Linked DNA regions of Homo sapiens: all the other regions are linked to region 1. Evidence: chromatin contacts called from ENCODE Hi-C data. All regions are on one chromosome and are shown on one strand. The core of a region is the stretch at or near the end of the contact, and the rest is flanking DNA. Distances in the headings are between cores, read along the strand shown. Region 1 holds the start of RNF150 (ring finger protein 150). Region 2 overlaps TBC1D9 (TBC1 domain family member 9). Region 3 overlaps TBC1D9 (TBC1 domain family member 9).

Region 1 (2,700 bases), core at 16-2,515:
CCCAGACACGTCTTCCGCGCCGCACGGACTTCCCAGAAGGAGCCTGGAGGCAGGCGCTGGATCCCTCTAGGCACCTCCGTCCCCGCCGGCTCCCCTCCCCCGCGCCCGCTGGGCCACTCACCCGCGTGGGGCATGGTGATGGTCTCGTTGGTGTTGGAGCCCACGTTGAAGATGACCACGGCTGAGGCGTTCTGCAGGAACGCGTTCCGGATCTTATCCCTGTACGTGCAGTTGCCCTTGGGGATGAGGGCTATCCAGTTCTTGCCGCGGGTCGGGGCGGCGAACTTGGTGTTGGGGTCGCAGGCCAGGCGGTCGTGGGCCGAGCTGGCCATGACCACCTCCCCGCGGGCGTCCTGCTTGGGCGAGTGCTCTCCGTAGCGCCCGCACTCCGTCTTCTCCGTGTGCAGCTCCGCGCCGCCGCCGCCCGCCGCCCCGGCCCCGGGGTCCGGCGCGGGCTCGGCGTAGGTGATGTTCACGAAGGCGGTGTACCATTCCTCCTTCTCGGCCACGGTAAAGTCCAGGCAGAGCAGATGCACGAAACAAAAGGAAAGCAGCCATGTTGAGAGAGCCAGACTGCAGCACGCTTGGATGAGAGACATTGCCATCTTTATCCGCCGGGGCCCCCTCCCCGCCCCCGCGCCCTCCCTCCGTCCCGTCCCTCCTCCCCAGCCCCGGCCAACCCCGGGCCGCTGCCTCTCCTCCTGCTGCTGCTCACTCCCGGGCCGGAGGGGCCGCGGCCGGGACGCGCAGCCGCCGCGGGGACCGGATTCCGGGCGAGCGGATGGCGCTGGCCCCTTCCCCTCTCAGCTGTAGCGCGGTGGTTGCATTTTGCTTCTTGGGCGCCCGGGGGGCGCGGGAACAGAGGGCCCGCGGGGCTTGCGGAGGAGTCCTGCTGCCGAGCGTCCTGCTCCTTCGCCCGGCTTCGCCTTCTCTCATAAGGGTGGCCGGGGGCCCACGAACTTGCAGGGTGGCGGCCCTGCGCCCTCCAGCCCCGGCGGGGACGGGCACGATTGCTCGTAGTCTGGGGTGCTGCGGTGCGGGGTGCTGCCCAGGGTGTCCCGGCCGCCGCCACTGAGCGCTGGGGCGCGCGAATCCAGCTGCAGCCGCTGCTGCCCTGCGCCGGTTCCCTCAGGCTGCGGGCGCTGCGCTCCTGATCTCGCCGGTGGCTGCGCCTGGGCACGCACTTGCCGCGGGCGGGGCGGGCTTGGGGACAGTGGGAGCGAGCAGGCAGAGCGGAGTAAGCGGTCCGTGTGTGTGTGTCTGTATGTTTGTGTGTGTGTGTGTGTGTGTGTATAATGTGTGCGTGCAAGGAGGAGCTTAGTGTGATGTCAAAGCCCCTGGGATTCTCTTGCCATGTTCCCTTGGTCTCTCTTTATGGGCAGCAGCGACCCCTGTCGGGTCTCAAATTCAACCTCAATCGGCGACTTAATCTAGGTGGAGGTAAAGAGGAAGCGACCCCTCGACCTTTGAGTACGGGAATAACTTCCTGAGCGTTACATTTAGCAAATGTATGTGCCTCTCGTAAACGACCCTCCCGTTTGCTGGAAGTACTGCCGTGAGCTCCCTGATTACCTGTCCTAAGGCCAAAGTGTAAGGTGGTTTGGTATTGAGGTCCTTCCAAAGCTACCTCTGGAATACCTAGGGCAGTGGCTATCAAATCTTTAGTTTTAAAACTCAGACCGATGGGTCCTGCCACAAAGTTTCTGGTTCAGTAGATCTGTGGTAGGGCCCCAAAAATATGCATTTCTAACAAGTTCCCAGGTGGTGCTGATGCTGCTGGTCTAACAACCATTCTGTTAAGATGGGTATAACAATGGGCTTCCTACTGCCCACCTGGAAGCAAACATCTAACATTCGTTTTCTTATAGAATAGGTGTTTTGTCACTCTGTAAGAAGAGAAACCGGGTGAGACATTTCTGGACTGTGTTTATTCTGATTGTCATGGCTGGGAACAGGGGACTCGCAGCACCAACAGGCAAGGGAGGTTTGTTTGGGTTATTGTTTATAGTGCGCTCTCCAACTGTGCATAGAGATTACAGTAGTCAGCAGACAGTACAGTCCCCCTAGTGTAGTGTTCTTAAAACTGTAGTACAGCAGAGTGCCTTACCAATTAGACGTTTTGGTGGTGGATATCCTTTCCCTTGGCTTGAGATGCCTGCCATATAGTCTCTAAAAATATTTGTTTGATGGTTCTCTATCATTTACATTGTGTTTCCCACCTGATGCTCTTTCAGAGAACCCAGGACCCATTCATGATTTAAATTTAAAAAATGAAAGGCTGCCTTTTCCCCAGGACTTTAGCATGTTTACAGCTCTTCGTTAATGAACGTCCACCAGTACAACTTCTCTTTTTCCGGCAGCAGTACAAACAGCTGATGGCTGTTAAGGGAGGGCAAAGAGCCTCAGCTGTACCCAAATTAGAAGCAGGCACAAGAAGAACTACTTAGAAGAATTTGTCTCTATGGCATTTGATGTGCTGAATTTGTATGTGTTCCTAGCTTATTCATTTTAGAAAATAGGCTTCTAGGCAATTGGGACAGTGCTTTTTATAGCGCTTACTGCCAAGGAGGCAAAAGTGGAGACACCTGGCTGCTGGTTCCTGAACCACCAGAGATCTGAGGGAGGAGTCCACTGCTAGAAACCCCCGGCTAGGTTCTGAGCAGTTGCCTTTAGCAACCCACAGTGTTTCCCCAGTCTTCT
Region 2 (2,700 bases), core at 2-2,501, 480 kb before region 1:
ATTTTCACCTTAAAATGCATTAACATTTACATGGCAGAGCTGTCTACAAGGCACCCAGCACCTTGCCCCACACATGGCAGGCTCTCGATGAGTAATAGCTATTATAGTAATCATTAATAAGCCAGAGACACATTACTCTAAGCTTTCATAAATGCCTATCCATCTTCACAGATTGTGCCTTCTGTTTTATTAGCCACATCCTTTCCCTGCTTAACACTTTTCAGACTAAACACACTGGGCTGGGTCATCTCGAACATGAAGCAGCTCTGTGATAGCTGTGTACCCACTTTAAGGCCTATTAACATCCTCTTGTGCCTTCCAGGAGGGGCATCTCAGTCTATGAATCAAACTTTAAGATTGGGACTTTGTCTTCTACTTCTATATTACTCTGCTCAAAGTGCAGGGCTTCACACAAGGGTCTACACAGAAGAAAACTGGAGTCTCACACCACTTACACAATTCCTTTCAACAGAGGCTTAGGGGAACTTATAATGAGTGAGATTTTCCCCAGGAGGTATTTATGAAGCGAAGTTATCAATATCAGACTAATTTCTAGCAACCTAGGGAGCCCTTAACTAAATTTCAAAAGATGAATGTGCTTTCAGTATTTCTTTCCTATGTTTCAATTGTCACGGCTAATTATCCTGAAGAACAGAAAGAAATGCATTGTGTATCTTAGAACACTCAGGTGTCATGCCTGAGCCCAAACCAGATTCTTACCCACATCAGTGATTAGCCCCATTCTGCATCCAGCGCAGTGAATCTCAACCCTCACCGGACATTTGGAATCGCCAGGGAAACTTCTTAAAATATATGTACTCTTGGGCTTCATGCCTACATTCAGATTTAATTGGTCTGGGATGGAGCCTAGGAGTTTATGTTTTTAAAAGCTTAGCTTAAAAAAAAAATTAAGTGATGTAATGCACAGACAGGATTGAAAACCACCAATTTAATGGTTAGGAGGGAAAAAAACAATCAGCAAGAGTTCGTGGTGTTCTCTTTAAGTTGATCTACAAGGCATTAGAGAGCCACTGGAAACATAAGCAGAGTAGTGACACTTAAGCAGAGAAGAGAAAACAAAAACCTAGTTATCACGCACTGAAAGACCTGGTAATATAGGCACTGATATAAATTAAAAGGATTGTCTTTCCAGGCAGAGGAAGGGAACTGCGGCTTTGTCCTGTGATAGGATGTCTGGCAGCCTGAGGGCCACCATTAGGGATCAGCCCAAGAAGACGTAAATGGAAATCAGCTGTTGGCCTTGTCTCAATTTCTTTGCTTTCGCTTTAAAAATGGGCAAAATGCTGACTTCAGCATGAAGCTAGCTTATCTGCTGTTGAGAAAAAAGCTGAGTTGCCACATACTAAGCTTTAATACTGTTAGGAATAACGCTCAAAACCCTAAGGAAATTGAACACTTGAACAAAAGATTCTTAGCAAAGCAATTTTACTTCTGCACAGAGGGGTGCCTCCTTGGCCAGTTGCCATGAGAGCACACCTGAACAAAGGGCATGAGAGCCTTTATTCCTGACACCAAGTCCTGCCCCTGTACCCTTTCCCCATTGTCTGGGGTCGGGTTGTACAATCTAATCCCGGTTGGCTAAACATTTGATTTTTTTAGATAGGGTGGGTAAGTAAAAGAAAGTAGAGAGAAAGGGGAAGGGGGTGTCTGTAATGAGCTAGAAAGTTAGTCCTCTTTCCAAATAAGGAAAGGAATGTGAGCTGGTACTGATAATGCTTGGTACTGAGGCATGCCTAGGCATCTAACAAAAGAAAAAAGAAAAAAGGAGAAAAAGAAGAAAGGGGTGGGGGGGGGTACTACGAATTAAAGAATAAAAGATTGATCAGATTATTTGAAGAGAAACCCCATTATATCCCACAAAACCTTGGTCCAGAATTCTTTTAACAATAAAGGTCTGAGGATTCCTTTAGAAAAGCAACCCACAGATAGAAAAGCTCTTGCTTACATCATACAGTACTATTCCAAAGTCCTGGGGCGATGACTTTTTTAAATGCATATGGAAATAGTTTTGGAGACAGTAAGGTGAAACATTCATTCTTTATCTCCAATAGTGGAAACATAAATTGAGACATCCTTCATGGAAATTAGACAGTGTGTGCCAATAGCTTGATCATTCTTTTTTTTTTAATCTAATTTTTTTAATCCAAACTTTTAATGTAAATTCATTTCTAGGATTCTAAGACAATAATCAGAGATGTGATATTTGGGTACAAGTTTATCTTAGAATGCTATATAATACTGAAAATTTGGAAGAAATCGAAGTAAATGTCTAACAAAAGGGAACTAGGTAAATAAATTTTGTTACCTCATTAAAGCAGAATACAATTTAGTAAAATCATGCCTTCATATAATATTTAATATATTAGGGAATGCTCATGGTATACATAGAAAATGACAGAGCAAGTATTTAGAAGGACTTTTTTTTAAAGTGTATGTTGTAAGTATAAAAACATACTTAAGGGAAATGTAAAACGCTTATAGGATACAGTTTATTTTTTTCTTCCTATTTCCCTACAATTTCTAAAATGAACATGTATTGCTTTTATGATTCTAAAACAAAGTATTTTGCTTTCAATATATATGGAGTTTCAATGAAGATTTTAAAAAATAATTACCAGTCTTTCTCTTATTATGAGTTAAGGACACACATTTCTGAAAAGATTTCTATATCCATAGCAA
Region 3 (2,700 bases), core at 175-2,674, 500 kb before region 1:
GTGTAGGTGAAGAAAGAAAGGGAACTCTCCCCCACCACATTCTCTTCCCCCTTACCTACACACTCACATACATTTTAGAACTAACTCCCATAAAGAGAAAGAAATTTTTTAGCTTAAATAGAATGCTACTTGAAAAAGATAGGAATTTAGGTAATGTGACCGCCTTGTTTTCTAGGTGACAATGGTAAAATCCAGACTTTATGTGGCTCATATGAGGTTAACCAACCAGTTAAAGCAGAATCATGATGAGATTTTGTGTTTCTTAACTCCCGCTTTAATGTCCCATGTATCATACATAACCCCCTGCTTCCCTGCTCACCAAAATCACATAAATAAGATCACAGTCACACAGTATTCAACCTACAAGTGTGTGGTCATCCAATTTCACACATCTGTGAATAGCTCTAGAAAAATTATCAGCGTAGGAACCACTCCGGCGAGCAGAATAGAGATCCAGACCCAGCAAAGGGCTTCCTGTTGCTGGCCTTGGAAAAAAGGCAGCCTCTTTATTCATGAGGTCATGGTGACTCTGGTAGAAATATCCACTCCTTTTAGGAAGACCACACAAAAAAGCATGCGCTAGAAAGTTCTGAAAGAACACCCTCAACCCCACACAGGCATTTATAGTTAACTCTGGGTGGCAGGTGGGGGAGAAAGGAGGAGCATAAAAAGGAGGACTTCGTTTTTACTTTTTCCATATTGTATTGTCTGAATATTTCACTATAAGCACGAATAAATATGGTAATAGAAAAAAAAAACACCTTTGGCCAGGTGCAGTGGCTCATTCCTATATTCCCAGCACTTTGGGAGGCCAGGCGAGAGGATCGCCTGAGCCCAGGAATTAGAGAACAGCCTGGGCAACATACTGAGACCCTGTCTCTATGAAAAAAAAGTTTAAAAAGTAGCTGGGCATGGTGGCACATGCCTGTAGTCCCAGCTACTTGGGAGGCTGAGGTGGGAGGATAGTTTGAGCCCAGGAGGTCAAGTCTGCAGTGACCCGGGATGGTGCCACTGCACTGTAGCCTGGGTGACAGAGTGAGACCCTGTCTTAAAAAAATAAAACTAAAAAAGAAGAAAGAAAAATTACTTTTGAAAATCCTTCTCTTTTCCCTAGGGTTTCTGAAAAAGAGGAGAGTCAATTGTGAGTATGTTATATTTCTATTTTGCTCTCCCTTAGAAAAGGAGCAAAGAAGATCAATGTCTTTTCACAATTGTTTATTGGGAATTGTAGTGAAAAAGCTAAAAAGAGGAGTGGGAGTAGGGAAGAGAGGAGGAAGGAGAGGTGGTGAGCAGAACCAGTCAGGTTTTTTGCAAGGCGACCTTGAGAGAATAAAGGAAACTGTGTCAAAGTTCCGTGGGCTTTGGGACTGCATTCCTGGGACTGCATTCCTGGCTGCAGGGTGGAGGCGGGTGTGTCAGTGGCAGGGAGGCAGAAGCTGAGGTCAGAGTGGCCTGCTGGGTTGAGCTGTACTCTGAACGAGCATGAGTGGAGCCCAGCAGCCCTCTGTGGGCAGCATGGTGTTGGGGATATATTCCGGGAGGGAACCCCTTAACCTGAGCTACATCGGTTGACAAAGGTTACCCAAAGCATTTCCTCCTAAGCACCCCAAGTTGCTCTGAACCTGGCCTGAACATGGGTGCAGGCACTTTCATGGTGCTCACAACCATTAGGATAAAACATGCCCTTCAGATCATCTCCCTTGTTCCTTGCTGAGAGCCCACAGACCATCATTTGGGGACTATGGGCCCAGAGATTGAAACAGAAGGGCTAATTTGGAAAGAGTTCAAGAGAAACCAGGGCAAAGGGCCCCTGAACCACATTTTCCATGAAATCTGCCTTAAGGTGCATTCTTTAACCTTTTCTCCTCAAGTTCTATCCAAAAGTCTGTGCAGTAAGCTCCTTGGGAGGAGGACTACATCATTCCTTTGTATCTCCAGAAAAATACCCAGAAATCGACTTCCTTAAAAAAAAAATTTAAGAGACAGGGTCTCACTCTGTTGCCCAGGCTGGAGTGCAGTGGTGTGATCCTGGCTCACTGCAGTCTCGACCTCCTGGGCTCAAACGATCCTCCTACGTCAGCCTCTGGGCTACAAATATATGCTACCATGCCTGGCTAATGTAAAAAATATATATTTTTTAGTGATGGGTCTTGCTATGTTGCCCAGGCTGGTCTAGAACTCCTGGGCTCCAGCACTCCACCCTCCCACCTCAGCTTCCCAAGTACCTGGGATTACAGATGTGAGCTACTGCACCTGTCTCTAGAAATTGGCTTTTTAAAGTACTAAGAAGTCTGGCAGGGTAACTAACACATAGTGATGACTTAATAAATGTTTGAGAAGATGAATGAGAGCCAATTGAAGTGTTGCAATGATTCCATGAAGTGTCCATAACTGAAGTTTTATATTGGATTCTTTAGTAGAAGAGACTCTGTCCCACCTGACACCAACCGAGTCTCAGGTTCTTCTGGGTCCTCAATACAGCTGAGGAACCTGTGTTTTCAACACACCCTTAGGGCAGGGTTTTGAGTATAAGAAAACTGCTTTCCTCAGCATATTCTCAGGGTTCAAATGACACGGCTGTTATCTGAAGGTACACAGACCAGAGAGCGCAGCAGTGCCCAGGTTAAGATGTGGTTTCAGCTGGGCGTAGTGGCTCATGCCTGTAATCCCAGCACTTTGGGAGGCCAAGGCAGGCAGATC

Evidence for each region. A loop is a pair of places that touch in the nucleus more often than their neighbours do. Pooled maps may share reads with other maps.
Region 2: a map of prostate gland shows a loop between it and region 1 (3-fold over the local background). The contact joins the enhancer-like site here to the promoter of RNF150 in region 1. A Hi-C loop is called at or near these places in 2 of 168 maps with a recorded cell type or tissue (cardiac septum and prostate gland) and 3 of 50 pooled maps.
Region 3: a loop to region 1 is called in a map of breast epithelium, with 7 times the contacts of the local background. The contact joins the enhancer-like site here to the promoter of RNF150 in region 1. A Hi-C loop is called at or near these places in 2 of 168 maps with a recorded cell type or tissue (breast epithelium and cardiac septum), 2 of 37 single-sample maps with no recorded cell type and 7 of 50 pooled maps.

Annotation. Positions count from the first base shown.
Region 1 is chr4:141,132,204-141,134,903 of GRCh38, forward strand. It overlaps RNF150 (ring finger protein 150), which reads right to left and starts at 1,266. Exons shown (of 7, transcript NM_020724.2): 1 at 122-1,266. The coding sequence starts at 605. RefSeq lists a silencer at 1,085-1,204.
Region 2 is chr4:140,652,669-140,655,368 of GRCh38, forward strand. All of the region lies in intron 13 of TBC1D9 (TBC1 domain family member 9), which reads right to left. Among named protein-coding and RNA genes, the nearest start is that of TBC1D9-AS1, 58 kb to the right of the region's middle. Within about 2 kb of position 1,252, at least 4 of the 41 ENCODE cell types and tissues checked have a DNase peak (open chromatin) inside an H3K27ac peak, as active enhancers do.
Region 3 is chr4:140,634,432-140,637,131 of GRCh38, forward strand. All of the region lies in intron 15 of TBC1D9 (TBC1 domain family member 9), which reads right to left. Among named protein-coding and RNA genes, the nearest start is that of UCP1, 67 kb to the left of the region's middle. Within about 2 kb of position 1,425, at least 6 of the 41 ENCODE cell types and tissues checked have a DNase peak (open chromatin) inside an H3K27ac peak, as active enhancers do.